Regions from separate parts of the Mus musculus genome. Here region 1 is linked to region 2. Evidence: chromatin loops called from intact Hi-C (ENCODE). Cell type or tissue: heart. All regions are shown on one strand. Links, peaks and the distances in the headings refer to the core of each region. The heading gives the core; the rest is flanking DNA.

What was found. Peaks named below come from ENCODE experiments on the same cell type or tissue, not always from the same donor. Only the 100,000 strongest peaks of a DNase experiment are listed, where the experiment ranks them.
Region 1: a loop joins it to region 2, with 3 times the contacts of the local background. A loop is called at or near these places in 2 of 42 quality-filtered maps.

What each region holds. Positions count from the first base shown.
Region 1 is chr3:105,816,646-105,833,006 of GRCm38, reverse strand. Gm46838 (a long non-coding RNA gene) reads left to right here and starts at 7,154. Exons shown (of 2, transcript XR_001784065.2): 1 at 7,154-7,253; 2 at 10,975-11,240. It overlaps Gm5547 (predicted gene 5547), which reads right to left. Exons shown (of 3, transcript NR_045845.1): 3 at 15,648-16,025. In heart, for the core only: no CTCF peak of the experiment used is centred there; DNase peaks (open chromatin) are centred at 7,016 and 8,716; H3K27ac peaks cover 935 bases; H3K27me3 peaks cover 967 bases.
Region 2 is chr3:105,765,515-105,781,875 of GRCm38, reverse strand. The region is part of intron 1 of Rap1a (RAS-related protein 1a); the gene reads left to right. Among named protein-coding and RNA genes, the nearest start is that of Rap1a, 28 kb to the left of the region's middle. In heart, for the core only: a CTCF peak has its summit at 10,155 (motif pointing left); no DNase peak of the experiment used is centred there.

The DNA of each region.
Region 1 (16,361 bases), core at 5,785-10,784, 53 kb before region 2:
GCATGCCTTTGAGCCCAGCACTCAGGAGTCAATGGCAGGTGGATCTCTGTGAGTTCTAATTCAGCCTGGTCTACACAGAGAGCTCCAGGACACTTGGGAGTATGTAGAGAAAACCTGTCTCAAAAAAATAAAGAAATAAATAAAAACAAAAAATAAAACTTGCAGCTCTCCATTCTCCCAGCTCTAGCTGCTCCTCTTTCAACTTTTCTGCTTCTTACAGTTGTCTTCATGTTCACCCCAACTCACTTGAAAGTCTGCAACAATCTGGGAAAGGTGCCCCCTTTGCTGATAAACTTGTCTTCTAAGTTTGCTAATTACCTCTGTCCAACCTTACTATCCCTGACTGACCCCTCCTTTTCAATTTATTTAGAACTCTACAACCTTCCTCCTTGACATCTCTTTCCTTTCGGCTTTTCCCCCACTTTTCATGTATTTCTCGGTGTGAGTGTGTGTGTGTGTGTGTGTGTGTGTGTGTGTGTGTGTGTGGCTTCTTATGTGTGACTATGTGCACATGCTCAGGCACAGATGCATGTGGAGGTCAGAGGTTAACCCGGGGTGTCTGTCCTTGGTCATTCTCCCCTTTATTTTTTGAGAAAAGATCTTTCAGTTAGCTCATTTATTAAGGTATGCTTGCTTACAAATGAACTTTGGGGTTTCGCCTGTCCCTACCAGACATTGCTGGGGTGATGGGCTCCACACCCCAACACCAGCTTTTTGCATGTATTCTGAAGATCCAAACTCAAGTCCTTGTGCTTGACACTTTACCAGCGGAGCCAACTTGCTGGCCTTGCTTTATTCTTTGGTCAGTCAAGACTCTTTGCTTTGAGCTTTTGGTGCTGCCTGGCCTATTTATGGGCTTTCTTTGGTGATATTCTATCAAACAAACTAATTCCACATATCACCTACACCTTCAAGTCAGCGTGTCCAACCCAACTCTTTCTACATCAATAACAAGTCATCATCTTTGCCTGTCACCTGCCACTCTTCATGCAAGGTACTCAGCATCACTGTCCACATAAGCAGCAAGTTAGACATGTATCCATTCCCTTGGATTTACCCCTCTCTCCCCTACAAACCTGATCAGATACTCAGGTGTAGGGCTCTGTGACCTAAGATCTCTGGATCCCTTCTCATTGCTTCTACTTAAGCTGAGGACTTTGTCCGCTGTCACTTGCATCAGAGCGCTCTGCTAATTGCTTCTTCTCTACCCCACCTGCCACACTCTGCCAGTGGCCAGGTGACTTCTAGAGCAATCTTTAGAGTGGATATGAAACCAGAGTGAAGCAGCTGTTTGCATGCTTAAGGTACTTTGCTGTTTCCCAGGAACCGCAGGAGAGAACTGATCCTCACAAGATCCTTTATGTCTGCCTGCCTGCAGCTTGAAAGTCTTCTTCTATCAAGTTCTCAGCATACTTTCTTCTCATACTTGACTGTACACACATGTTGCTTCACTCCTGAACCTCCTGACACACTCTCCAAGCCTCTCTCGTCTGGTGCAGATCAGCAACTGTTGAATGCCCTGCCTTAGCATCTCTTCCTCTAGGGAGAGTCCTTCCATACTCTCCCCAAGTTGAGAGTATATGTGGCCCACCTGCTTGTGTTTACAATGCAAACTCCATTACTACATATCACCAGCCCTAAAGAGCCTTCTCATTAAGGATTGGTCCCTGTCTTTGTTCTATAAGAACAAACCATACACAGACCTAGGTCTCTCGTATCATCACTGATTAGCCCATAGGTCTGTCCTCTATGAATTGTAGTAAAATAAAATATATCACTTAGTTTTCTTCTCCTCACCCCATACTGAGAGTTGAACTTAGAATCTCACAGATGCTAGGTGAGCACTCTATTCCCACCCAATGTAAATTAATGAATTTCTAGTCTAAAATTAAGTCAAGCAAGTAAAAGACTGTTTATATCAATTGAGGTAAAATTTGTAGATAAACTAAGTTGTAATAATTGTGAAAGGAATGTAAGAAACATCTTCTTATAGTTAGCTATGTTTATTTATTTATACCTTTGGGTTGTAGCATCCTTTTAAGTATTAATACAATTATTACTAACATTTTATCTTTTTTCCTTGATTTTTTATTTACAGTTTGTTTCGTTCTTGAGACAGTCTCTCATTCTGTGATGGCCTCAAACTCACAGTCATCCTTCTGCCTTAGTCTTCTAGGTTTTGTATTTTCAGATGTGAGCCACTACACTTGGCTTATTTTCTTAAGGACATAACTTTTTAAGTGGAAAAAAACCCCTAGTTTACTAGGAAAACACCTTAATCTGAATGTATCTACATTCCAATGGAGCTTGCTATATGAAATAAGAGTCCAGGCACTGTGGTGGACTTTAGCTAGCTTATATTTTCCCACTTTGTTGTGTATTTGAATTTCTCCGAGGTTTCATCCCAACCTACCTTTCACCATTACTCCGTGCTGGGTCATATTCCAGTGCAGCTGAGCTTCTAAACACTCCCAGAGCTGCTCTATTTTCTACAGTGCACTGTTTCCTCTGCCTGGGCCTGGCTTCACTCCATGGAGAATCTCTTGCCCCGTTCCCACCTGCTTACCGACTAAGCACAACTCAAGTGTTAACACTTCTAATGCTTCTCTGATTCCTTTCACCCTCTCTAGATCCACATGTCATTTCAGACCTCTTATTATATCTGGTTTTACTTTTTAACTTGTCAGGAGCAAAAATTATTACAAATTAGGCTGGGAAGAGCACAGTGCTACTTTGCCGAGCATGCACAACCACACCTTGGGTTCAATCCCAGCACTGCAAAAACAAACAAACCAAACCAAACCAAACCAAATGTTACTTTAAAGTATTAGTTTTAATTTTATACTGAGGTTATTTTTCTAACTATTTTTGTTCTTTTGTTTGTTTATTTTTCGAGACAGGGTTTCTCTGTGTATCCCTGACTGTCCTGGAACTGGCTCTATGGACCAGACTGACCTTGAATTCAAACATCTGCTTGTCTCTGCCTTCTGAGTGATGAGATTTAAGTTGTACGGCACCACCACCCAGCCTCTATTTTAGCTCTTGAAGACAATATATAACTCCCAAGAGAAAATATTTGAAGTGCAGTGAAAAATATCTTATATTCACCTTGACACCCTTAGTTCTATATTACTCACTTCAGGTGATAGATAAAGTATTATATGAATAGTTCTATTAATCTCTTTAGTCTCATATACTGCTATTTTGACTATATATATATGCATATATATGATCTCTGATGTAGTTATGAAAGAAGTTGCCTAGGGCTTTCCTGGGAACTATGTTCTTACTAATGGAGTGTTCTATCTGCATCGTCAACTTTCCTAGTTCTTGTCCATACTGCCCTCAGTACCAGGCACTATTCTATGCTGTGGAGATTAGGCTTGTAAATAAAAGGAGCTTCCTGATCTTGTGCAAATGCATTCTAGGGGAAGTGGAGTGGGTGCAGATAACCCATAGAGCTATATCTTTCCCACATCTTTGCCAATATTTAGACCTTTTTGTCTTTAATTTTACTTATCCGACATATAAAATGATTGATTTAATTTTAATTTGACCATTTGGCTTATCTCCAGTTATTAATACACTTGACCAGTGATTTCTAATTTTAATTTTCCAAGATTAGCATGTCATTTTGGTTTGTTGTTTGTTTTCAGTTAGGGGAATTTTTGAGATGGGTCTCAATATGTTACCCAGGCTGGCCTTGAACTTGTGATTTTCATGCCTCAGTTTCTCTGGTGCTAGGACACAATTTATGATGCTATACTTGGCCAAAACCTTTTTTAACAATAAAAAAATATTTTTAGTTATGTGTATATGTGTGTGCGGGGGTGGGGGGGTAGGCATGTGTAAGTATGTACAGGTACCCAAGGAAGCAGAAGCATCAGGTTTCCTGGAGATGACATTGCAGGCTATTGTGGGCCACCTGATATGGATGCTGGGAACCAAACTTGGATCCTCTGCAAGAGAAGTAGGTGTTCTTAACCACTGAGCTGTCTTTCCAGATCCTAGAAATATGTTTTGTTGTTGTTGTTTGTTTGTTTGTTTTTTTCCAGGAGTGAAGGGTTGAGAAAAGGTCTAAGTATGTACTTTTAGCTGGCCTGGAACTCACTATGTAATCAGGCTGGTCTGGAAATCAACAGAAATCTGCCTGACTCTGCCTCCCAAGGGCTGGGATTAAGGTGTATGCCACCATAGCTAGTGAAACACACACACACACCCATTATCTTTACAGTTTCTAATTATTGGTTTCTCCTATTTAGGATCACATCTGATATTTACATTTTAACCTTGTATGTGTGGATTTTGGTATGCTGTTATTATAATAATTTGTAGTTTGTCTTGAATTTCCTAGGTAGATAACCATATTGATTGTAAATAAAATTACTTGTTCATTCCTTTTAAATTCTTACATGCTTAATTTCTTTTTATCATGCAGTTCTTGCTAGGACCTCCAGGGCTGAGCTTGTAGACATCAGGGATAGTCTCATACTATTTCATGATTAAGTCAGCACATACATTCTATTGTATACATTGCAAATGTATGGTGGATACCACCTAACAAGCTAAGGATGCTTCTTCTATAACTATGCTGATAACATCTAATGTAAATTAAATTTCAGAAAATGTTTCCTCTCCATACATGGAAATGATCACTATTTTTCCTTCTTCAAGGTATAAAGTAGCAAATTAATATGTTTTCTAATGTTCTAATTGTGTTCTGAGAGAAGTCTGAACTTATGTTAATTCTGATTCACTGCTGGATTTAATTTTCCATACGTTTGGGTTTTTTTAGGAATTTAACATCTGTATTAAATGAGAAATGGGTCTATAAATTTTCTTTTTGTCCTTTTCCTTTGGTACCAAGATCATCCCAGCATCCTACAAAAAGTTGTGGTCAATCTCTCTTCTCTGCTTCTTTATCTGTGTGCTGGAGTAGATTTATAAGACTGGGGAAACTTTTTCTTAGGCATTTGGCTACATTTACTTACAAACCTCTCAGTCCCTTGTGTGCTTTATTTTTACTTTATTTTGTTTTGTAGTTGGATGTTAAGTTACAAGTACAACTGCTTAGAAATAGCTGTAGTTCTTAAATTAGATTTTCTATTTCTTCTTGAGTCCACTTTGGTAAGTTTCATTTTTCTAAGGAACTGGGTATGTCATGTAATTGTTCAAATTTACTTGTATGAGGTTTATGACATTCTTCTTATTTTATAAATTCTGTTATATATGTATATGCATATATAAATGATTTTCCCTTTTAATCTATCTCAATTTTATTAGTCTTTACTGCTTGCCAAATTCTGTTTTCTTGACAGTTTCTATTATAACTTATTTTAATTTTGACTTCTATTATTTAGCATTTGCCTCCCTCTGCCTTCCTCTGTGCTGCTATCCCTTTATCTTGAGCTCAACACTTACAGCTCCTTAATTTCTGATTTCTTAAAATTTCTAATGAAGCTTCTTTCAGGAGAACCTGGGAACATATTTTTATTTGTTATTTGCCACTGTACACATTTTCTAATTTTAGTTATGATTTGTTTCTTCATTTGTATGATTATACCTAAAGCTACTTAGAATTGTGCTTTATTGATAGAGACTGGAAGATCTCTGAGTTCGTCTATAGAAGGCATTCCAGGTTGGCCAGGGCTACAGAATGAGGCCCTGTCTCAAAAATTAAGTAAAATAAAATAAGTCAGGTATTTGGGTTTTGTGTTGAAGTTCTTTGTTCCCCCTGAGTTTTGAACCTAGAGCTTTGTGATGCTAAGCACGCCCCCTACCACTGCACTGTATCTCTAGCCCATGATTTACTCCCAAGGCTATTTGAAAGTGATGTTTTTTAATTTGTAAATGCATGGTATTATTATTTTTATTAATTAAAAGGATGTAATCTCCATGGTACTAAAGTCTTGTTGCCTTGGACTGTGATGGCATGAGCCATCAAAAACCTGGATCTTTCTTCTAGCCCATCAAATACTTGGCTTCATTTGCATACTGCTTTGTGTTTCAGTTTCCAGAAAAGTAGTTGCTCTTAGCAGCTATATGCACTCTCTACATCATGAACATCCCAGCCTCATGAGAAGGAAGCAAGAGCCCAAAGTCAATAACCTCAAAATTCAACATGAGTTGTCCTTAATAGCTCCTTTCTCTCCGAATTCAAGAGTTCAGCTGAATTCTGGAATCACTTCTTGGAAGCAGCCTCTAGCCCATGCCCCAGCTTTGGACCTGGACAACTGGCTCTAATATTCAGTATTGGGGAGAATATTTGTCTGATAAATGAATGCATAATTAGAAAGGAATGGATATGCCCAGTGGGTTCTCATTCATTTTGTAAGCCTTAAACTACAATCAAAGGACAAATATCACAAATAGTAATTTTATATTTATTCCAAAGAGACTGGAGCTGGAACAAGGCAAGTTAGCAGCAGAAGCACCAGGAATGGAGCATCCCTAAGGAGAAAGATTTGTAACCATATTCTGAAGCCTTTCAAATGCATTCTCCAAATCCTTCTGGACGACCTGACATGTAGTTTCTAGGTTTTGTTTGCTTTGTGGTTGCTGGGAATTGGACCTAAGGCATACTAGGCAAGCATTCTACTATTTAGCTGTAACCCTGGCTCACACATGTCTCTACTGTTCATGCAATGTCTCCCTGTTCTAGATAGCAGCCACTCCATACCAAAATCAGTCCACAGAACAAATCCAGATAGATGAGATAAAGGTTCGCACACATTTTGGAAGCAGGGGTCAGAGAACAGGGAATGATCAGATTGTGTGTTGTAGGCTGGGCTTAACTCTCAAGTAATTGTGCTTTCCACCCTGTTCTTGGCCAAGTCAACTCGGCTTGGGTGTGGTTGCTTAAAAATATTCCCAAGGAGCAATGACGCTTCCCCTGGATGCCTGAACACATCATCTCTGTTGTTGAGAACTTGTGGCTGTGTGTCCAGGACTCTCAATGAAGTTTTAATCAAAGCCGTGCTTCCTTTCCATTGTTGCTTTTGGAGTGGCCTTGCTCAGGAGCGCTGGCGTGGACAACAGCACCTCCGTTGACCTTTTCCACAGCAGTCCTTGAATTTCTGCCCCACCCCCTCCCATCTGCTGGCCCTACTTCCTCTCTTCTCTATTTTGGCACCACTGGGAGTGGCTCTTCTCAGTAAAGTGGCTGAAGGGTAATGAACCCAAAATACCTAAGTAGCAAATGAGTCACCGAACTTCCACAGCTGGCTGTGTTGTGGGTAAATAGCAGAGAGGAGGTAACTGCAGGGGTGGGGGTGGTAGAGGTGGCTGACAGCAGGCTGAGGGGGTGGGTGGAGGGGGCAGAGAACTTGGTTGGCTTGCCTAGGTGAGATCAGCACTGTGGCCTATCACACCCTGACTGACTCAAGCTAAGCCCAGGCCCCCTGGGAACTGCTAATACTGGGCTGTCTAGTAAATCTCAGCTGGACAAGGCACTACACTGATAACCCTCTTTTGCGTCCAAGTTCTGAGTCTTGGAGTTTGGAATTCTCTAAGTTGCTACAAGGCTGCTAAGCCAAAATGGTATTTCTCCAGGCCAGCCCATTTTTAGATTTATGATATCTCAGTATCAAGATTTAGGACCAAATTTAATTTAATTTTCTTTTGTATTGTTTTGTTTGCTGCGCTTTAAAAAATGATAATCTCCTCTCTCCTTCTCTCTTTCTCTTTCTCACTCCCCCTCTCCCTCTTCCTCACTTTCCTCTTCCTTTCTCTCCCCTCCTGTGTGTGTGTGTGTGTGTGTGTGTGTGTGTGTGTGTACCTGTTACTGCATGTATGTGAAGGTCAGAGGAAAACTTCTGTAAGGTGGGCCTCTCCTTCTCCCATGTGAGTTCTGGGGATTGAAGTCAGGTGGACAAGGTAAGCAGAAAACGCCTTTTTTCGCTGAGCCATCTCAGGAGCCCTCACTGAGCTTTCTAGAATGTATCTTTTGCCTAAAACTTTAACTTGAAGTATAATAGTGCAGCTGAGATGCCCAGTCCAGCATTGTGATGAACTAAGAAGCTGCTGAGACATTTCTGGTTGCTGCCTCATCAGGACAGGACCAGCTTTGCCTCTGAGAACCTACTCGGTGTCTGTCCTGGTGAGAACCTACTGGGTGTCTGCCTGTCCTGGTGAGACCCTACTGGGTGTCTGTCCTGGTGACTTAGGAGATGATTCCTGCTTCTTGTTTTTCTAAACATAAAAAAACCCCGAGTGGGCTAAGCCCTGAGCACTTGTCTAATGGTCTGATTTCATGGAGAACAATCTAGTCAGCCACTCTGCTTCTAAGACCTAAACTGACACAACAAGAAACAAGGGAGGGAGGGAGGGGGTAGAAGGAGAGAAAGGAAAATGGAGAGAGAGGGGGAGAGGACAAAAAAGTATCTGTGCAAAAAACTAGGACTAAGAAGCATCCAGGACTCCTAATGTGATATGACTGCAAGAAGAATTTTGAAAACAAAAAGAAACATTAAAATGTCCTCTGAGAAAGATGATATTAGATCATGGGGAAGACAGGATCTGATCACTCGCTGTCTGCTTTCTCCTTTAGTTCAAAACCAGGAACTTCTGGAGCTAACTTTCAAACAGAGACAAAGTTAGTTGATTCAGTGCTGTTCCGCTTGACTTGCCCCTGCAGTGGGGCCTGGTGTCAGTCTAATGCTTATCTCCTGTAGCTCCCCCACCCCCAGCCCGCATAAGTGGAGAACCAGATGCCATGACTTGGAAGGAGAAACCTTGATCTCACCCGAGAGTGGGAAGACACAGGCCACATGACTTGGCAACTAAAATGAAAACAACTCGAAACACACACACACACCACCACCACCACCAGCACCACCAGCACCACCAGCATCACTACCACCACCAGCACCACCAGCACTACCAGACTTCAGTCTTAATTGAGGCATAATTTCTGGTTCCTATTTAGTTATTTGGTTTCTGAAAACTCCTCCCTTTTGCACACCAACTAGAAAGCAGCTGAGAATTCTCCTTGGAAATGAATGGTTCATTTGAATCATCTTGGGAAAGTGTATATTTCTTATTGGAAGTCTTCATTTAAAAATGCTTTTCAAAACTAAACAATCAATACACACCTGCAATGAAAATACAATAAGACCATTCTCAAAATTAACTATACTTTCAAGCCTCACACAATAACTATTTTTTTCTTTTTTGAGACCAGGTTTTACTACATATCCCTGGGTGTCCTGGAACTTGCTATGTCTGATCTTGACTTCAAAAATCTACCTGCCTCTGCTGAGACTAAAGACAATTGCCATCACACCTGGCCACACACTAACATTTTATGAATATTTTCTTCTGATCTTTCCATGGGCACAGACTTAGTCATTTAACACAGTTAAACTCATTCTGAATGCATAAAATTATATACCATTTTCTCTGTTATATGGTAACGTATCCAGTCATGATTGTTTATTATTTTTATTTATTATTATTGTGTGTGGGTGTGTGCTGTGTGGAGGTTATAGAACAACTTTGTGGAATCAGTTCTTCCTGCTACCTCTACATGGGTTCTGAGGTTCGGCCATCACATTGCCAAGCTTATGCAGCAAGCATCTTTACCTGCCAAGCCACTTTACTGGCTCATCAACTATGGTTATTAATGGATACAATCAACATTAAATAATCAACATTTCAATTAGTCAGTGTTTGTGTTTTGGACATTAAATTTGTTTCCATAATTTTTTTTTAAAGTATGACGTTCAAAATTTGGAGACTTAAAAAGATTTCACATAAGCTTTACAATTCAACGATTTGGTAAGTCCCATTAGCATTTGTTTCAATAACCCAAAAGTTGCAGATGAGCCTTCAGGATAGATTCATGGGGGAATCTAGCAACTCATGAGAATATAGCAATCGCCTACAACAATAGCCCCAGTCACCTAGCTTGTATCCCCCTTGTATTTGTGATCACAAGTCTTACCTCTAGTGCAACATTTTCAAGGACTGTGTGTGTGTGTGTGTGTGTGTGTGTGTGTGTGTGTATGTATACCATTTTCACTCTATGAAAAGCACAGTAAAGAAGAGGTAAAGTCAAAGCCGAGGATCTTGTTTTTTAAGTATAAAGGGCCAGATTATCACTTATTCTGATTTGGGTTTCCTGGTTGAGGCACTTGCCCGTGAGTTAATGCTTTTGAATTCTAGTTAAGGTAGATTGAAGGAGATGGAATTTGGCATCATTAGGATGAGGTAGAGTCAGCTGTGGATATAGTTTTTCATTGCCATTTAACTCCCAGTTATATGGCTGTCATAAATCATTCCATGCAAATGTTTTCTTTCAAAGATGCCCTGTGCCATACAGAGCACAGTTCTGGAGTGTGTGCTTGCTATTTTTCACATTTTCAAGGGCCTGCCTGATCAAAACAACTTAAGGAAGGAAGGGTATATTTGGGTTCACAGTTGGAGGATACAGTCAGTCTATCAAAGTGGAGAGGCAGTGTGACGGGAGCCTGAGATGGTGAGTTGCTTTAACTCTGTAATCAGAAAGCAGAGAAAGACTGTCCCTGGTGCGAAGATCATGTCTTCCTTTTTATTCATCTGGAAATTCCAGCCCATAGAACAGTGCCACCAACAGCAGGGACCCTATCTAGAGGCTTCCTCACAGCTGTGCCCAAAGGTTGTCTCCTAGCTGATCCTAGATCCAATCGAGCTGACAATCAATATTATCTCTCCTGGTGCTCAGTACTAAATACTTCTCAGGGCTATTTCACATAAGAACCTGAAACTCAGAGGCAAGTATTCTTCTCCCTGTTTTCTATGTGAGTCGATTAAAGAGCAGAAAAGTAAAATATAACCCAAAAGCACATGGCTAAGAAACATTTGAGTTAGGACTAGGATCCAGGGCTAGCCTCAAAGCTTATGGTTTTCTATGACATAGTGCTACCTCACTCATGAAACCTTATAGACAAGTATCAGCATAACTCTAAAAAATGTTTTAATCCTTGTCCACCCAAGGTAAAGTGTTCTCCAAGACCCAGGCTCTTCCATAATGAGAACAAACTGGAGGCTCTTGAGAGGACTTAAAAGATACCTCATGAAGAAGATATCAGCCAAGTCAACTATAGATGATGGAAAACCTTCGTCCCATGGAGGCTCTGACAACAAAGATGCCACAAGATGGGACTTCTGCTAGAACACTTGCTTGCCTGAGCATGTGCATCAAGCCCTGGGTTCCTTCCTAGCACCACAAAATTAAAAAATAAACAGGACAGCGTCTCTCACTCATTTACTCCAAAACCAGTCCTTGGAACATATTATGGTTGGTGATGGTAACGGAAACTATTGCTTCTGCTGCAGTTTTTAAATGAATCATTAGAACATAACATGACTGGCTATTTTCCCACTGGACTTTAGTTATGTAATATTAGGGACTTCTCCACTGTTACGTTTTTATTCTTAGGACAGTGTATGATCTCTAGTAGATTGTCTTATTCCATTTGGATTGCTATAATACAGACTGAGTATCTCCAACAGAAATTAATTTCTCACAACTCTGGAAGTCGGGAAGTTCCAAGAGACTCTGTCTCTTGCCAGCCTGCTTCCTGGTTTATGGATAGCAGTTTTCTCACTGTTCTCTTATGGTAGGAAGAACTGAGAAATTCTCTGGGCATATCATTATTAGTTTATCTAATATTGTGTGCTTGTGGGCCTTCACACATGCATGTGCCACAGTGTGTATTAGCAGGTCTGAAGGCAACTTGTAGGACTTGTTTCTTTCCTTTAACCATAAGAGTCCCAGGATGAAATTCAGGTCATCAGATTTGGCATCTGTAAGCCATCATGCTGGCCCCACATTCTCTTTTATAAAGACATTAAACCCATTTGTTAGGATTCTAGCCCACAGTCTAACTACCTCGGAAAGTTCTGCCTTCAACATCATCAACCATGGGGACTAGGTATCAAAATATGAGTTAGGAGAGGGGATGGATATTACTAGTTAGTCTATAGCCTAGATGCTCCAGAAAATTTGTTATACATATGGCTGAAGATATTATCTGGCCCAAAGGCATAGGTTGGTGTTAAGGATAACTTCATGGACTTCATGGACAGAGGCATCTTCTAGGGTGTATGGGTTAAACCAAAATGGCCCAAATCAAGAAAAGTGAGGGAGTCTGTGTGATCAGTTCCCATGTTTAATATCCATCATACACTCCAGGTCATAAGTGTGAAGTCATCCGAAACAGGAAACGGAGGCTTCTTCTCACTTGCCCTTGCATAGAGTTACGATAAATTCCTTTCTTCTCCATGACTCCCGAGTATAACTGAGTTTATGCTAGACTTAAGTAGGCAAACCCCTTCTAGAGAGGGAACTTCCAGAATCCTGCTGGCTTCTCCAAGGAGAAAGCTAGGCTGAGTGTGTGGAATGAGCCAAGTCTCTAAGCAATTAATATTGTGGCTGAGAAATCAAAAGCAAGACTATTACAAATAGATTTTGTCATAATCCTATAGCTCCCAAATGTGGAAACTCCAGGCCAGTCCAGGTCCCGGCAGAGGCTCATCTGCTATCTTCCCAGTGCAATGCTTGTCTGTTTATATTTGCTCATTTCCCTCACAGAGTGCCAGGAGAGAAAAAGTGATCTTTGAAAAATTCATCTGCTAGTATTTATGCAAACACTTTTCTCTCCAAGTGTGGGTTTAGCGATGTGACCGAAGCAGACACAAATGCCTCCAGCAGACCCCAGGGGAATTTTAATGAAGAAACAAGGTTGTAGGGGAGATGTTCCTAACGTGACAGAAGTTGTTGGTTGAGGGGCCTGAAACAACTGTCTTCAAACCAGCAGCGTTCAATGGAGTAAAAGTTATAGCTTCGAGCTCTAGCTTTGGAGGTTCATTTAAATTGGTTACACACCCTTTACTGAGTTTCTGCCATAGTATATTGGGCAGGTGATAAAAATGTAAGATCTTTGGCTGATAACCCAGCTGTCATTGGTTCTGAGACAGCATCCTGCTGACATAAGGAAAAAGGAGAGCGAAGAGCCTCACTCAGTTAGGTGTCACTCTTCGCTACATGGTTTATATGCAGGGCATAATTTAAGAACGATTAGGTTTTGTTGTGACAAAATACCTGTTGGAAGAAACTTGAGGAAGAAAAGAAGGAATGTTAGTTCACTGTCTAAAGGAGATAGTCAGTCCATCATGGCAGGGGCAGGGGGAGTGGGGAGTGGGGTTGGAGGATGGGGAGGTGGGGGGGGCCTGATGATGGGAGCGAGTTACATTGTAGCCACAGTCAAGGAGCAGAGAAAGAGATGCAAGCTGACGCTCAGCTTACTCTCTTCTTACTCCCCTTCATAGTCAGCTGAGGATTCTAGCCTGTGAGATGGCACCTCCTGTATTCATTTAAGCCTCTCCTTAAATGCCCGTACAGGAACTACTAGATGTGTGTCTCCGGGGTGATTCTAAATCCAGTTAACAAGGAAGAGTTATCATCACACACACATACCTATCCTACGATGATGTTCTCTGTCTTTCTCAGAAAGGCTCACAGTGGACACGCAACTTGCTTGGGTTTGTGCAACTTCAATTGGTTTAAAAACTCACACTCTTCTGCACAATGCAGAACACATTTCTGAGGTTTGAAATATATGACATTCATTTATTAGGATCTAAATAGCTAATGTGTTGAATGCTTCCTTCAATACAGTTAAGTCTAACATTCTGGATATATGGAAACAGACTTAAACTTTGTTAACTATGTAGTGAGGTGCATACCACTGTTATACCATTTTAAGGGTAAGAAATTGGGTTTGTACAAAAGTTGTGTAGAACACAAAGAAATAGAAGAGGCCACATCTTTGAGGGGAATTTGGAAGCATTTTCTACTATAACACACACACACACACACACACACTCATGAGCATGAGCATGAGCATGCACATGTAAGGGAGCCATTTAACCCAAGTCTACCTTGACATAACAGGGGACGATATTCAGTAAACACAGTATTTTCATTCCTCTAGTCCTTTTTGTAGCCCCCTTTCCCATGAGGCCCCATCTGGAAGCTTAGCAACCTAGTGAGTTGGTCAACTATTGCTGGAAAAAAAAAATCCTCCACACTTCCACACTCAAGTTCAAAAACTGAGCCTCTTCTTTGTTTCTCTGGTATCAAAAGAACATCCTCTGCCTGGGCTGGAAGCCAGTAGACCTCCTCTCCTGCACTGCTGGGAAAGGATGTAGGGGACAGCCACATGCCAGGCAGGAAGTCTCTGTGTCGTCTGATGCTACTCTTCAGGATTCTACACGGCATGAGGTAAATCAACAGAACACCCAGCTTGACCAACTGCCTTGATTCCTTTGTTAGGAGACCACTGTGTCCTCAATCTGACACTGCCTTGTCTATGAGGGCAGACTTGTGGAGGAGGTGTCCTGGTAGACTTGGCCTCAGAATTGTGGGGCCATTTAGGAAGAAGGAAGCAGGGTAGCAGGATCGAAAGGACTCTTCACCTTATCTCCAAGACACACAGGTCAAAAGACATTGTTCAAATAGCTGAATCAGATTAGGTTTGAAACCTTAAGGAACTAAAATTACCCCTTCCCCTCTTGCTACTCATCAGGAGAGGGCTTATAAAGGACACCATAGTGGTTTAGAAGAAAAGAAAACCGTTTTCTTTACACATCTGGGCAGAATGAGTAATTCTGCAAGTCTCCTCTACAGACGAAAGTGGAGCAGATGCAAGTTTCAGCTGCTTAGATCAAACCAAGGCACTGCAGCTTGTCTATATCCAGCTTCATGATGGGAGCAGGTGACAGCTCAGTCCCTCTCCAGTGAGGTACACACACTTACTTTCAGACAACATAAGAACCCACTTGAGCCAGACAATGGTGGCACCCGACTTTAATCCCAGCACTCAGGAGACAAAGGTAGGTAGATTTTTGAGGTCAAGTTCAGCTTGTTTTACAGAGCAAATTCCAGGACAGCCAGGGCTACACAGAGAAAGCTTGTCTCAGGGGGAAAAAAAGGAGGGGAGGAGGAAGAGGAAGAGGAAAAGAAGGAGTAAGAGAACTCACTTATCACTCTTACAGTGCTCAGTGTGGATAAATGACTTTTTTTTCTCCAGCAAGGCCTATGGTGATAGTGGGGTCTTTTGTATCTAGTGCCCGTGCCCATGCCCATGCCCATGGGTGTTCAGGCGCTCACTATTGTACCCCTGGGAAAAAAGATCTTAGTCCACAGTCACCCCTCACTCCCAAGGGCAGAGGAGGATGCTAGAGTCATGCTGAGAAGGAAAGAGAGGGATGAGGATATGTGGTGAGAGACTTAAGAGTGATAGTCAGTAGACTTGTCTTGCCATTAGTATGGCTCAGCATTGCAAAAAGTGGCTATCCCTCTAGGAATAAAAAAATGAGAAAGAAGAATTTTTTTTCTAAATATAGACACAGACCTTCATACCTCTGTCTGATCTTCCCTTCTATTAGACAGGAGCAGAAGGGACAGTGAATAGCTGTCCAGATTTGGAAGTTCAGGCTGCCCCATTACCATTTCCATCCTTTGTATCCTTGGGCAAGTTTCTTAACCTTTCTGTTCTTCCCCCGAACTTTCAACTGTAATAAATAACTATATCTTCCAAGTAGGATCATTGCAGAATTAAATGACCCATATAAATATAAAAAATAATGTCTGGCAGACAATAAACCCTTTATAAATTCATCTGTTTTATTTCTTCTATGAATAGAGTAAGAGAGGAATGATTTAAGGCATTCTTAACTTTACTGACAAGCCATTAATAATTCCATTTTCAACAAACAAGTCTTAGCACATTCCCTTCACAGAATCGTCCATCTTCTTAATACCAGGACCAGCCCTTCACAGTTTGCATTAGATTCATTCATTTAAACCACCAGCTCTTTAGCCAATGAGGATTCTTAAATGACCATTCATTTCCTCCATGATATCAGGGACGGCATGAGACAGTGAACATGGAGACTGTGCTCACAGACAGTCTTCTTCCTGTGGACAGACTGCAGGACCCAGTTCTTCTTCATTCAGAGCGGGCACTTCAGCAAGGCAACTGGAAAGAAAGTGGACTTTGCAGTCAGGAACCCTTGGGTTTTAAAGTTTGACTTCATAGCTTCCTAACTACGAGAACCCGATGGAGTCCTCTTTTAAAACAGGGATAACAACACAGACATAGTAGGGCTTTGTATCAAAGTATATATATATATATATATATATATGCCTTAGGCAGCACAAATAGCTGGGTAACTGCCTACTCTCTATGCTGTTAGAATCCACTTTCCTACTGTTAACTCTGAGTTACTACTTACTAGTTTCTATGTTCCATCTTGGCTGCTCTTGACCCAACTGAGCAGCCCTCTGGGCCACGTTCTCTTGGCCCTTTAGCACA
Region 2 (16,361 bases), core at 7,384-12,383:
AACTCAGGTTTTACCAGATTTATTTTGAGAAATGAAGTGTTGTTGGAGATGCATCTCGGTGTAGAATACTTGTGGAGCAGGCACTAAGTCCTGGGTTTGACCCATCCTATGTCCTTAGGAAAAAAACAAAAGGAAAGAAGAAAGCAGAGCATACCAGCGAGGCATAGCTAGAGTGAATATTTGCTTTCTGTGTATCTGTGGTTTATTAGGAAAGGTAGGGCTTGCTTTTCACCCCAGAGAGCTAAATTTTCTGCCATCAAGAGTGGATCCAAAGACCTAAAAGAAAACAAAGGAAAAAACCGTTTAACTTTACTTTCTAGCCTATTAATATTTTGGTGTACAGCATTCTCCAAATTGTTTAATGTAGTTCTTCCATCAACAGAAACCAAATCAGATATATAGTATTTCATGTTCCCCTTTTCAGAACAAATGAACATACTTTAACTTCCTATTAATGGACAGATAACATAGATGCTTAACTGTTATTTAAATGATTCCCTATAGCATCCCATGGTGTTTTTTTTTTTTAAATAAAAGTTGTTCAGTGAATATTATGGTTAGTTTTTCCCTTATGCATCTTAACTTACGTCCTCAGGATAGTTTCAAAAAATAAGAATTATTTATTGTATATATTTTAATACTTTTAGTACATATGACTTGGAAAATCAAAGTTCCTTTCTCCAAAGACAATCACCATTAGAGTGTTTGTTCAGCACTGTATTCTTGAAATGGGAAAGTAAACTGTAGGTTCACTGTGGGCAGGTGCTTCTGAAGGGATGTTGGCAATGTTTTCATTCCATGTGCATGAGTCTTACTCTTTAAAGCAGCGTGTCCCTTCTTCTGCCGAAGGATCTTTTTGTTTCCCACCTCTTTGTTTGCTTGTGTCTGTCTCATAAATTCCTGACTGCGATAGAGTCGCTGGATCACTTAAGAATTGAAAATGCTTTATATGCTCATCTTTCTGCTATTTCATTCTTTTGGTATTGGCACCAGATTTTAACTGCAATATTTTTATAGTCCTTTAAATAAAGAAATAGAAAATATTTGGTATCTGTGCAGGTGTGCCTGTATAATTTTCATATACAGCTTAATTTTGGCTCTAATTTTAAAAAGTACTTTTAAGCCAAGTGTGTATATGTGTGTATGTGTGTGTGTGTGTGTGTGTGAGAGAGAGACAGACAGACAGACAGACAGAGAGAGAGGATGAATTATATACCAGATTAGAATAATACATACATTTAATAACTTTTTAGTTCCTGGCCATAATTCAGAATTCTAAAGCTACCACTGAGTTTGTTATCTGTATTATAAAGTACTTGTAAGCACAGTAAATAAATAAAAAGGCTGTGTATTCTTGAGGGTACCTGAAAGCAAAACGTATTGTCTTTTAATACCTTTTAATCTTTATTGATTGAAGAAGTATGAACTTATACATATAGTCTTTGATTTGGAATTTGTTTTGTTTCAAGATAGATGTATCCTTCCCTCTCTCTTCTGGTGAAGTATTTATTTTTGGCATCTTATACTGTTCTGTTTTGGTTTATTTATAGAGTTATTGATGTATTTCCTATACTTTCTTAAGGTTTACACTCTCATAAATCAACCTATACCAGAATAGGATTATCCTAGGTGATACTTCTGACTCAGTATTTTTTATACAATCTTAATGTAATTAATACTATGCTAGATTCAAGCAGGTTTCTTTATGGAACCTCTGTAAACATTTCAAGAAACTATATTTAAGTTTTTAAAAATGTTTTTAGCTTTTAAAAATATATTCATTTCTTTCAGATTCATTTCTCCTATATAAATTTAGCTACTTGTACAATTTTTAAATACTTTGAATGTTAGTTCTGATTATTTTAATAATTACCCATAATCTATCTTCCTTCCTTCTTTCCTCCTTTCCTCCCTTCCTTCCTTCCTCCCTTCCCTCCTTCCTTCCTTTTTTTCATTTTTGAAGCAGTGTCTCTTTATGTAGATAAGGGTGGTCCTTAACTCACAAGAGACCTAGCTGGTTCTGCTTCCTGACTGTTGGGACTAAAGGTGTGTGTCACTATGCCCCAGCCTGTGAAAGTCTTTTTAAAAGGACCCCCTCAAGTGCATTTTTAAAGCTGATCTCAGTGACACACACACACACACACACACACACACACACACACACACACACCTGTAATCCCAGCACTCAAGAGACACAGGTAATTAATTGTTCAGCCATCAGGAGAGAAACTTCCTCCTGTACCAGATGGGAACAGATAATAGAGACCTACAGCCAGACATTACAGAGTGAGAGACCTTGGGGCACTCAGCCCTAAATGGGATATCTCCATCAAATTCCTCTCCTCTGAGCTCAGGGAACCCTGCAGAAAAGGAGAAAGAAAGTGTAAGACCCAAGCAAACAAGGCCCTCTAAAGGAACATGAGCAAAGCTCATATGAACTCACAGAGACAAAAGCAGAATGCACAGTTCTGTACCAGGTCCTCAGTGATTATGTTATGGCTTCCAGTTTAGTGTTTTTATGGGATTACTGAGTGTGTGAACAAGTGGGTCTCTTTATTTTGTGCCTTCTCTTGGGCTTTTTCCTTTGTTGGTTTGTCTTGTCCAACTTCAATGTGCTTCAATGTGATAGGTTTTGTTTTATCGTTTTTTTTTTTTGTTGTTGTTGGTTTTTTTTTTTTTTGGTTTTTCGAGACAGGGTTTCTCTGTATAGCCCTGGCTGTCCTGGAACTCACTTTGTAGACCAGGCTGGCCTCGAACTCAGAAATCCACCTGCTTCTGCCTCCCAAGTGCTGGGATTAAAGGCGTGCGCCACCACCACCCGGCTTTTGTTTTATCTTATTATAAATTATTTTGTTATATATTTCTTTAAAATGAATAAATGAATGACAGGCAGGCAGGCAGGCAGACAGACAGACAGACCAACCGACCTAGTCACTAGGGTAAAGGTTAACAACTGAACTGTTGTAATCCTGCTGGGAGAGGGAAAATCAGTTTTCTCCAATGGAGTGACACTGGGTATATCAACCACTACAGAGAAGGCCTCATGTTCAGCATAGTTGACCAACATATAATGGACTCTACAGTTGGGTGTGTGTGTGTGTGTGTGTGTTTGTGTGTGTATTTGGTTACAGTTGGGTGTTATTTGTTTGGGTGTGGTGCTTTGTTTTCTTGGTTGTATGGTTGTAACGGGTTGGGTGGATAGGAAGGGGAGAGGATCTGGAGGGATTTGAGGGAGGGGAAGGATATGGTCAAAATATAAAGTTAAAAATTGTTTTAAATAACAAAAAGTATAATAAAAAAGAACTTTCAAATAAATTCACACACCAGGGTGGGGGAGGGGCAAGAGAAATGAAAGTTTGAGGCTAGCCATTAAGTAATGATCTTGCTATATTTTATTTAAAAGTGAGATTTTAATTACTCTTAGTGTTCTGGCATGTTCACACCTAGAATAAAGGCTGGTTGTACTAAATCTGCAATTCATGGTGTACACCTGCCCCTCCACAGTTCAGACAGGATTGCTCCCAAGTACTAGTAGATTTTCTTGGAATTAAGTGGTTACTAGGTTAATTAGGTTCATTTTAGAAAAACTGATCTTGGAACTAGAGAGATGGCTTTTTGGTTAAGAGCAAGCAGTGCTCTTCCAGAGGACCTGGGCTTGGTTCCCAGCATTCACACTGGGCAGTTCACAACTGCTTGTAACAAGAGCTCCGCGTTCATGACACCTCTGGCCTCAGCGGGAACCTGTGTCAGGTGCACATAACCACACACATTCACTTAGTTAAAACTAATAACAGTAAATCCTTTTGAAAAAAAGCCCATCTTGATTTGTATTAGTGCTGTTTATCAAAGTGAAAACAGCCCTTTCTCTGATAGTAGTTTTTTTTTTTTGTTTTGTTTTGTCTGGTTTTGCTTTTTTTTTCCCCCCCTTGGTTTTTCGAGATGGGGTTTCTCTGTGTAGCCCTGGCTGTCCTGGAACTCACTCTGTAGACCAGGCTGGCCTGGAACTCAGAAATCCGCCTGCCTCTGCCTCCCAAGCACTGGGATTAAAGGCGTGTGCCATCACCGCCCGGCTTGTTTTGCTTTTTGAGACAGGAGTCTCACTGTGTTGCCTTCAGCTCTCGTCTTCTGCCATGCCCTCTCAAGTCACTGAGGGCTTGCTACTCTGCTCGACTAGTAGTATCTTTTTAATGGAATGGTTATAAAAACCTAACATTTTAATTGTGAATTTATAGGCTGAGGTTTATTATTTAACCAAGTTGAAGATTTCATGCTTTGGCACAAGATACAGCTTTCATGAATTTTAAGTATTTACACAAAGCTGCTCTTTTATCTTAGCATCACAGTTACAAATGACAGCTTTTGCTTGAGAATTCATGCATTATGACTTCAGACCTCCCACCAAACCATGAGTAGCTTCACTATAGCTCTTACCCTGCTGACTGCCTACTTTGTTTCCTGAAGACCGAAGGTACAGTAAAATCGCAAACTAATTTAATAGATAGTGCATGAAAAGAAGATATACAATTTTAATTTAGTTTTGAGCTAAAATATGTGAAATAATACAAAAATTACAATGTATAATGGACATTTGTATTTTATAAAACTTAAAATATTTCCATTTTCTTACTCGTTTTCCATATATTCTTGCCTTATTAAGTATTGTGATGTCAGTACCCATAGGACTTTAATTAGTAATGGCCACATGATAACAAGGATTATTTAACGAGTCTTTCAGAGAATACATCTCCACTGCTTATAGAAATTGGGAGATTTCATTTTTATGTTTTGTACTCTTAACTAAAAGTAGATTGTCTTTCAGGAAAGTATCGAGTATTAGTAATATGTAGAAGCCCATTTTTTACTCTCATTCTTTTTGCCCTTTTAATAATAATTTCTCAGTTTAAGCACTAGAGCAATATGGAAAATTTTAAGTCAATTTAGAAAAGTTAATTTTTATGAAGTAATAAATTGCAGAAGCAGTAAATACAGATAATCAAAAAGTATAGAAGATTACAAGTAAAATAAAATGACTATTGATTTGTTATTTGTCCTGAGAGAAACTTCTATTAAAACATACATTTTTAAATTTTAATTATTATTATGAGTATTTTGCCTCATGTATGTCCATGCACTACATGTGTGCTGTGCCCAAAAAAGGGCATCAGATCTCCTGGGACTGCAGTTACAGATGGTTGTGAGCCACCATGTGGGTTCTGAGAATCAAGCCTGTTACTCAGGAAGAACAGACAATGCGCTTAGCCACTGAAACATCTCTCTGGCTTCCAAAATACGCATTTAAATATTTTGTAATTTTACTTTATTTTTTGGAAATGTAGGACAACAAATCAGGGTCTTGTGCATCCTAGGCAAGACCATGGCCTTTTAAGAGAGGGGTCCCCTATGTAGCTCAAACTGATTTCAAACCCAAGATCCTCCTTTCTTAGTTTCCAAAATGCTGAGGATACAAGCATGTGTCACCATCCTCAGCTAACAGCCTCTGTTTTAGCTTTGTATATTCACAAGCTTCTAAATTCAAGTATGAGCTGGGAATCTGGTGTAATGGTACATGGCACATGCCCAGGATCCCAGTATTTAGGAGGCAGGAAAAACACTTTGAACTATGAAATACATAGTGAGATCCTGTGTTTAAAAACAAAACAAAAATACAGATAAAGTGAAACACCAAAAAAAATAAATAAATAAAAATAAAATAAAACTTCAGGAAAGACAGTGATTAAGTCCATGGTACCATGGTTTTCTTTAGCAAGTTGTATGTAGATATAAATAGGCAAACATTTTTATAATGTTTGTAATTCTCTTTTTAAAAAAAAGTACCATTGCAAACTTGATTATTCCAGTTTTGGCTCATCTAAAGTTTATAATTTATTCAGGCACTGTACTGGCTGGTTTTGTGTCAACTTGACACAGACTGGGGTTATCACAGAGAAAGGAGCTTCAGTTGGGGAAGTACCTCCATGAGATCCAGCTGTGGGGTATTTTCTCAATTAGTGATCAAGGGGGAAAGGCCCCTTGTGGGTGGCACCATCTCTGGGCTGGTAATCTTGGTTCTATAAGAGAGCAGGCTGAGCAAGCCAGGGGAAGCAAGCCAGTAGAGAACATTCCTACATGGAGCTCTTGCTTTCTGACCTGCTTGAGTTCCAGTCCTGACTTCCTTGGTGATGAACAGCAGTGTGGAAGTGTAAGCTGAATAAACCCTTTCCTCCCCAGCTTGCTTCTTGGTCATGATGTTTGTGCAGGAATAGAAACCCTGACTAAAACAGGCACTATACAATGACTTTTAACAGTGGTCTCCCTAGGTTATTATATAGAGTGGAGAGGTTTGTATTAATAAGTAATGTGAATCATAACATTGTAACTCTACTGTTTGCGCACATGTTTGTGGCACACACACACAGGTGGGGGGACATGGAAGAAGAGGAAAAAGAAACTTATGAGTTAACATTTCATCTTCTGAGCTTCAGGGCTGGAGGAGGGTGGAGAGCGGGGAGGGAGAGGGCATGCACACCACAATTCAGCAGGAGACAGGAGGACTGGTGTCTATGAACTCATAGTATATAATAAGACTTGATAATGACAATAAGTGATTGTTACTGGTGTATGCTTCTTACATTCTACTCAGAAATTACATGTATGGAGTAGAAATGCAAAGCATTCTAGTTACACTTCCACTCAAAGACAAGTTGTCAAGTTTCTAGACTCTATCTGTGCTCTTCCTGCTTAACTTGTGTGTGTTTACTATAAAAGAAGATGCTATGTTTTGCTGGCAGCTGGTGAGCCTCATATATCTCTTGCTCACCTTAATTCTTGATTAATCATTTATCTTTGTCTGGTTTAATCTTTTATTTCATTCATCATAGTCCCAACACACACACACACACACACACACACACACACACACACACCTACCACTACCATTTAGCTAAGCTATTCAGTAGGTTATGCCATCTAGGGCATGGGCAAGTGCACTATGATGTTTCACAATGAAGACTCCTAGTGACTTAATTTCTCATATCCCTGCCCTTAAGTGACATGTGACTATACATTATTACAGGGAAAATCAACATCATTTGTGTAGTGCAAATTACAAGATGGCTGATAAGTCAGTATGATATTGAGGTTAACAACACAGTGTTAGAGCCAAACTGCTTGGATTATAATCATGATTCTATGATTTATGTCTGTTCTCATTGGTCAAGTTAGTTAATTTTATTACCTAATATAAGATGAAGATAATGGATCTCTACCTCATAGGAATGTTACAAGGATTGAAAACATAGTACACAAACAGTGTTCAAAACACTGTTTTGTACATGGTAAGTTGGCAATAAATAATAGTTACAGTCAATTTATTCTTTTGCAAGGGCTTACTGTATAGCTCAGCTGGCCTCCGGCTTGTGATTCTCCAGCCTCAGCCTTCCTCATACTGAAGACTGTACAACAGCACTCACCCTTTGTTCATTCTCTTTTCTTTCTATTTTAAATCATATTTTCTACCATTTCTACCTGTTTCTTGTCCATTTCCCCTGATAATATATTAATGCTTGCTTCAATAAATTAGACCAGGAAGTAGCAATTTTTCTCCATAAAAGGTAGCAGGTACTATATATTTTAGACTTTTAGGTCCATGGGGTCTCTTGAATATAGTCAACTTTCTATATCTGTACTTTCACCAACAGTGGGGTCAGAAACTTTCTGTAAGTTGTATCTTCTGAGAAACCTCAGTTTTTCTTCTTCAGGCCTTTGTGCAGTTTAGATGTTGCTTACCCACATTATTGAGGATAACATCTTAAAATGAACTGCCTGTAAATGTTAACCACACTTGCATAGTTACTGTAGAGCGGTACCAAGATGAGATTCCTGTTAGAATAACTGAGTACTGTAGCCTAGCCAGGTTGGTACGGCTCTCAAACAGTTCAGTAAATATTTATTCATCACAAAGATGAACAAGTGTTGGAAATGATGAATAATGAAAGCAGAAACATATGTTGGCTTGAAGGATAACAGAATAACAGAACTTAAGTTGAAATAAACAGGTAGAATCCCCAAGAGGAATTAGAATTAGGAATTAGGTATGTATGGGGTCCTTGACTTCACTGTGCAAGTGGTTTTCTTCTTATTTTTTTAAGGTGTACCATAGTCAAAATTAATGGGCTTTATCCATTAATTTTTCTTAAGATTAGCTTCCTGGGAAACTCATTGTAATGGCCTTACTTTGATTTTAGTTCATATTTCCTTTATTCAGTCCAGAGAAGGACACCTTGATTGACATTCACATCAAAACTGTATTTATGGAGATAAGGGTTGCTTTCCAATAGAGAATGAGAATACCGTTGTTGTCAAGAAAAGGGGCAAGAGGGACAATAGAGATTCAAAAATAATGTAACTAAATTCACCAGCTCTTGTTCCCACAGAGGGACAGGTGGTAAAGACCCAAACCAGGCCCAGAACATGTAAAATTCCACAAGCTCAGATAATGAGTTGAGGTCTTCACAGACATCATTGAAACTTGAAACTTTTGGGCCTTCTAATCTTTACAGAAATTATTCCTGTGCTTTAAAAGCAAAGATTTTTGTTCTGTATTCATTTAAGTTGTGTTTCTTATATTTCCTAAAGTGCATATTTGACTAACAACGGATAGAGAGAGGATATAATGTAGTACGTGAGGAACGTAGGCGAGGGTCCCCAGTCGCCAGCTACATTCTGAACACGTGGTTTTGGCTTGCATTAGAAGATGACTTGAGAGGCGTAAGTTTGTACAGTGACGAAAATCAAGCCCCTTACCTCTTCCTTCAGTTGGCCAGCCTCCCTATGTACTACTAATTCTCCTCTGAGTTTTCTTTGGGGAAGTCTGTTAAGAAGTGATGAGGGCCTTTATGAACACAGTGGAAATAGAGACAAAAAAGAGTAAATGGTTGAAAACAGTGTTTTAGAAAATGAAATTTGTAGAAGTAGCTTAGCTACCAGTCTCACAGATTGTAAGTTTTCTAGCTTTCAGGACTTGCAGAAATACGAAGGACAAGTAAAGAGGATGGCATCTGATGTGAGGACAGGTTCATGAGACTTGAGGACAAAAGATGATAGTGACCAGATTTGGTATATCAAGGTAACTCAGGCAGAAAGACAGACACTGCATATTCTTTCTTTTTGTGGATCCTAGCTCTGGAGATAGGTTTGAATACTGAGGAATTTTTCCTTATCAATTGTGAGTGTGTGTCTAATGTACATAACATTATTAGTCTCTCTAATTCGTACTGTGTTGAGAATTTGCTCTTCAGTGAAAATAGCTGCCCTATTTAGTGTCCAGGTCTAAGTTTACATATAAATTCCTTTGTAATCCTTATTCTTAAGATATATATATATAGTAACAATGTTAATATTTAGTAACAATAGTTTCCATTTTGTAGAGCTTATGTTTGTATGCTTAAACTTTGTCATTTAATATGAAAGTAATCTTGGTAATTTAGGGTTTATTCTCATATACTACATTTTATTTTTTAAATATATCTTAATTACTTTTTTAAAGTAGATATTTGCTTTTCCCATAATTATGACTATTCATAATTTTAATTACTTTTTATGAGTTTTTTTTTTACTTTCAGAGACCTTCATTTGAATGTTTTTTAAAAACATTTATTTTATGTTTATTTATTGCATATATGTATATACATGCTGCGTGAATGTCAGGGTAACTCTCTGGAATCAGCTGTGGTCCCAGAATGGAATTCAGTCAGGTTGTTAGGCTCAGTGACAAGTGTCTTCACCTGCTGAGCCATCTCACTGTCCCAGGGTGTGGATATCTGTGACCCTTGCCCACTGCTTTTCAGCACACTGGTATCAAATTCAAGGTCTTGTGTTCTACTTTCTCAATCTAATTTTCTCTAACCTACCACAGTAGGATCTCCTCACACATTCTAGATAAGCATTCATTCTATAACCAAGCTAATTTCCCAGACTGCTATCTAATATTTCTTTAGTTGAAAGAAAGATACAGTTCATTAAGAACTCTGGAGAGTTGGTTCAGTAGTTAAGAGTATTGGCTGCTTTTCCAGAGGACCCAGGTTCAATTCCCACACCCACATGACAGCTGACAATCACCCTTCTCTCCATTCCTAGGGGATCTGATGCCCTCTTGTGGCCTCTGCATTCACTGCACAAAGTGCACAGTCTAACATGCTAACTCAATGTACTTAAATAAATAAAAACAACTTTTTTTAAGAACTAGAATTAAAGAGATAGAACTGTGATTAAGAGATATTTTCATCAAGCAGGTTTTTCCCAGTGTTCACATTTTATTTCTAGTCATAAACACTTCTAACCAAAATGTTCTACTCAGTAATTTTCATGGTTAAATGTCTTAAGAACTTGCTCAGAATCACATTTTCTAAGAGGCTTTCATTGATGCCTGCAAACAGTCTCTTATTTTCTAGATTTGATGTAAACAATCGGGAATAATGAAAGTGAAGGTAGGGATAGTTGGTTATGTTGATGAAGATAAGTAGAGCTGAATAATTACAAATTATTTCCTGGTGCCATTTTTACCAACAGACAGTATTTCAAATATTTAATGTATTCTGTTTAGCAAGAATGGTAGCACATTTTCAAGCATTTTTTAGATCTGAAAACAGATCTAAAGTCATTGGTTTGGGCTTTATTTAAAGAATTCAGCCATCGTGAACAAAGAAACCTACTGAAACAGGACCAATTTTGAATTTTTAAGATAGCAGATAAAATTGATAATGAGAGTGAATCTATGAAGGAAGTATTGCCTTGTAGATCAGCCTGTTCTATTCTATTGGGTTCTGCTTATTGAGTCCCTTTTTTTTTTTTTTTTTTTTTTTTTTTTTAATTACCTTCTGGTCATTGGATAAGGAATGAAAGTGAAAGCACACATATTTTTTTCTTGCTTTATGTTTTTGCTGTGCTCATACTGTAGAAAATGATACATGATAAACACACTATTAACTTTACTAGTCCATAGGAAAGCTAGCATTTTAGATAGAGTTTAAGGTAAGCCTGCAAGTACCAGTCTTGTTCTTGGCTTCTGATTCTGGTTCCATAGATTATTGTGGGTGGTCGTTGGTAAAATACTTTTCCTTCCTGACAGCCCTACTTTTCCTCTCTCCTTCCCTCTCTCCCTCCCTCCCTCCCTCCCTCCCTCCCTCCCTCCCTCCCTCCCTCCCTCTGTCCTTCCTTTCTTATTGCCTTTTGAGACAAGATTTTACTCTGTAGCTAAAAGCTGTAACTCAAGCTGGTCTCAAACTGTGTCTCAGTGTCTCAGTTGCTGGAATTTCGTGAGGCTCCACTTCACACTGCTTTCTAACTTTACACTTTTTAGCTGTAAAATATGAAAATGTCATTAAAAAGGTGCACTCTTGTTATTTGTGGATTGGGTAGGACTGGAGATTGTTTTGTGTGTGCCTGTTTGTGGACACCAGAGGACAACCTCTAGTGGTTTTCTTGGGCTGCGGTCCACTTTTTTTTCCTTCAGTCAGGGTTGTTTGCTGCCTGGAACTCACCATTTAGGTTAGCCTTAGGAAAAATCTGTTTCCACTTCCCTACCGCTGGATCTATACATGTGAGCCACCAGGCATGCCCACATTCACACATGCACTTACACACACACAAACAGCACACACACACACTGATGGTTGGTTTTGTTGTTGTGGGAACTTTTGTTTTTATGAGTTCTGGAGCTTAAACTCAAGCCCTTGCGCTTGCAGATAAACCATTTTATTAATTGGGTAATAGACTCAAGTCTCTGGGCCAGCATTTTTTTTTGTTAAAGATTTATTTATTTGTTTAATATATATGAATACACTATAGCTGTCTTCAGACACACCAGAAGAGGGCATCAGATCCCATTACAGATGGTTGTGAGCCACCATGTGGTTGCTGGGAACTGAACTCAGGACCTCTGGAAGAAGAGCTGGTGCTCTTAACCACTGAGCCATCTCTCCAACCCTAGCAATTCTTATGTTAAGAGGAATAAGTCATTCTTGGGGAGACAAGCACTTCATTTTCTTACCCATACATGAATATAATCAACTGGGTTTACTAGTGGCTGAGAGTATAATGGTGGCTTCCCAGAGACTGGAGGAGTGGAGTATAGAGAAGGACAGAGTGTGGTAAATTAATGGTACAATGTTACAGCTAAACAGGAAGCCAAGGTATTCCAGACTGTAGATAATGACAGTGTGTTTTAAAAGCTAAAGAAAGAGATTTAAATGTTCTCATCACAGAGATAACAAACATTTGAAGAAGTAGTACACATTGAAACACCACATGGCATCTCTCAAATAGGAACAATTTTTACGAGTCAGTTAGATGACTCATAAATTAGGGTCGTGCAGATAAATTATCATGGTCTATGTAAAGTCCCTTTATTTTCTTATTGGTGATCAATACTTTGCTACTGATTATGATTTTGTATATGAAGTAATTGGTTGCTTCTCATAAAAGTTTTAATAGGCAGTTAATATTTAAAGAATCTAGGAAACAGTATTCCTCTTTTCCTAGAATGAACTAAATATTTAAAAGAGTGATTATTGTCTTAGATTCCTATGAGCTGGGCATTGGTTTGGATGCTTTTAATTAGACTTAATTAGTCTTCATACCATTCAGTATCTGAAACCAGTTTGCTGATTTTTATTCCTCTATTAGAAGGGCTTTAAAAAAATCACTGTCATGTTCTTTGATGTCATTAGGACTCAAGAAAAATAATTGTTATGACTATGAAGACCCAGAGGACTCTTGTTTATACTTATTTTGTACTTACTTTAATTATACTTCCTTTATATATACTTACTTTAATTATAAAAATTTGGTTTATACTTACTTTATACTTATATTTACTTTAATTATAAAAATTTGGTCTTGGTTTACAATTCTTCCTGCATTGTATATGAGTGATGGTGCATCTCACTTGATCTTGAGTTCTGTGAAAGGCAGCCCAGATAGCATCACTGAGAAAGAGCTGCTTCAGAGTAGAAAGCTAACTGCCATTTCTTCGTTTTCACTCTGCTGTATCACAGCTTCTGTGCATAGTCACTTCCTACAAAGATTTAATCTTTGTCGAGCAGTTTTGAGGTTCACGGCAAAGCTGGGCACACAATACAAAGGTTCTCACATGCTGGCTGCACCTCTTCCTCCGTTCACAGCAGTGCCCAGGAGAGCCACTAGGCTGGTGGATGAGCACATGGCACATCATTATCACTGAGTGACACACTGCACGATGATCATCTTCTTTCCATGGGTTTGAACAAACGTGTAAATGATAATGTTGTTTGTACATGATAGTACTATATTGAGGAATGTCAATGCTCTAAAATGTGCCAGACTCCCCCTTTTATTTGTTTTGATTGTATATAAAGTAAGAAAAAAACAGTAAGTTCTTTCACATTGTATTACTACACTTTTCACCTTATGGCTTTAAGATTCAGAAATACTTGATTTCAGCAGGTTTTCAAATTTTATGATGTTTAACAATTAATTGACTATAAGTAAAATTTTGAATCACAAAATCTGCTCTGTATAGTGTGTGCATATCTTGTGTGTGTATGTGCACACATATGTGAAGGGCAGAGACATCCTTGGGCACCCTACAACTTCTCCAAATATGCTAGACAAGCTGGCCCTCCAGCTTTTAAGGCTCAGCCATCTCCACTTCCCAACTTGCTGTCAAAGGACTACAGGTGTTCTCCACCATGTCCTGCTTTTGACTTGTGAGTGTTCTAGGAACCCACACTCAGGTCCTCAGACTTTCCAGGCAGGAGCTTTACTGATTCAGCTGTCTCCTCAACTATGTCTTAGAACACTCTTAGACAAGTGACTCACGGTAGTTGCTTTTTGTCTTCCCCTATCTCTTTTCTGTTATTTTTGGGATAGGATCTTATTAGTATTATAGGTATATGCCACACTGTGCCCTGGTGAACTGTCCAATTTGAAAAACAAAAGTGATTTTGTACTTACAGAAGGAATTTTCAAAACTACCGTGCATTATGTCATATAATTCCTGTAGTGAGCTGCATATATATTTTTACACATTTCTTAAATTAATATATAGTTACATTACTTTCTCTCTTCCTGTTTCTCCAGCATATCTCAAGTCGTCTCCTCTTTCCATTCCCCTACTCTCAAATTAATAGCCTCCTTGTCTTTTTATTGTCATTGTTATACATGTATATATATAATCTTGTACACACACACACATATATACACAAGTGTATGCAAATACAAATGTATACATACAATCTGCTGAGCCTGTTTTTGGTGTTTGTATGTATATGGTTTCAGGGCTGACCTTGTTGTATTTGGATAACCAATTAGGAGGCTATCTTAGTTACTATTCTACTGTTGTGAACAGACACCTTGACCAAGGCAACTCTTAGAAAAGGAAGTGTTTACCTGGGGGCTTGCTTACAGTCTTAGAAGGTAGGTGTTTTACCTGCATCTATGCCTGTGTAAGGATGACAGATCCCCTGGAACTTGTGTTACAGTTGTGAGCTGCCATGTGGGTGCTAGGAACTGAACCTGAGTTCTTTGGAAGAACAAATGACTTAACAAGCTGTAGGAAATTGGCTAGGTTACTAGTGCAAGACATGATTTTCCTCCTGTTGAATTGACCTTAAGTCCACTTAGCAGTTGGTTACCACCAAGGTGTGTGTGCCATCTATTGCCCCTCTAGTGGAGTGCTGTCTCGGCTTCTTTGGTGGCTCATAGGTACCACAGCTGAGCAGGACTACTTGCTTTCCTTCCTAGGCAGCTTGCATAGCTTGTATTTTCAGGTCTGGAAGCTAGACTGTAAGAAGGAGGCTTTCAGGTTATCTAATCCAAGTCCTGTGTCCAAAGTATGCAGTGTCTCATTCACAATATGCAAAAACCTCAAAGAATACAAAAAACAAAGAATCTCAAGAAATAAATAACCCAATTAAAAAGTGACTAGGAATCTAAATAGGATTTTTCAATAGAAGAAATATAGTTAAGAAATACCACAAAAAGAAATAACTTCATGGGGGCTGGAGAGATGGCTCAGTGGTTAAGAGCACTGACTGAAGGTCCTGAGTTCAAATCCCAGCAACCACATGGTGGCTCACAGCCATCTGTAATGAGATCTGACACCCTCTTCTGATGTGTCTGGAGACAGCTACAGTATACTTAGATATAATAATAAATTAATTAATCTTTAAAGAAAAAAAGACATAACTTCATTATCCTTAGCAGTTAGGGAAATGCAAATCAACAGATTTGAGATGTCATCTTATCCCACTCAGAATGACTAGCTAGATCAGCAGAACAACTGACAGCAAGTGCTGGGGAGGCTGTGGGGAAAGGGAAAGCCTCACTCCCTGTTGGTGGGTGTGCAGATTGATACGGCCACTCTGGAAGTCAGCGTGGGGAATCCTTAAGAAGCTAAAAATAATCTACCATGTGACCCAGCTATACCACTCTCTGGCAGATACCCAAAGAACTGGACACCCTACTCCAGAGCTACTTGCTCAGCAGTGTTCATTGTTGCCCTATTCAGAATAACTAGGAAATGGAAACAACATAAATGTCCCTCAGTAGATGAATTTATAATAAAAACATGTGGTACATCTACACAGTAGAATACTATTTAGCTGTAAGGAAAAATGGAATCATGAAATTTGTAGGTAAGTGGATAGACCTAGGAAAAATTACATTGAGTGAAGTAACCCAGACCTGGAAAGAAAAAACAAAACAAAACACTACATGTTCTTTCTCATCTATAGTTCTTAGCTCCAAATCCAAATATAGAACATGGAATAACCACAGAAACCAGGAAAGTAGAGAGAGACCATGGCAGGAGTGCCTGGCAGAATAGCAGGATACAAGTGATATGAAACAGGAAACAAAAATGGAAGGGGGGGTCTAAAGACTGAACTCTCTTGGTGGCAATCTTAGAGGTCCTGTTGGTGTGTGTGTGTGTGCTTGAAACATAAAAGTTTTGAATTTTGATGTCCAGTTTTTTTTTCCCTTTTAGTGGTTGTGTTTCAAGTGTCATGCCTCCAAAGTTATTGCTAACCCGTGTCATGCAGTTTCTATCTGTGTTTTCTTCCATGGAACTTTACTTAAGCTATATCGTTTAGAGTGTGAGCCCCATTTGGTCAGTTTTAATATACAAAATGGGATCATTCGTTTTTTACATGTACATCTGGTTTCCTGGCACTGTTTATTGAAAAATTGTCCTTTCCTGACTGTCTCCTGTAAAACATAATTTGGCTGTGTTTGTGAAGATTTATTTCTGAGGTCCCTATTTTCTACAATTCCTCTATATATTCATTTCTACACTGTTAAGAACATGAGGTTCTTAATAGATGTGG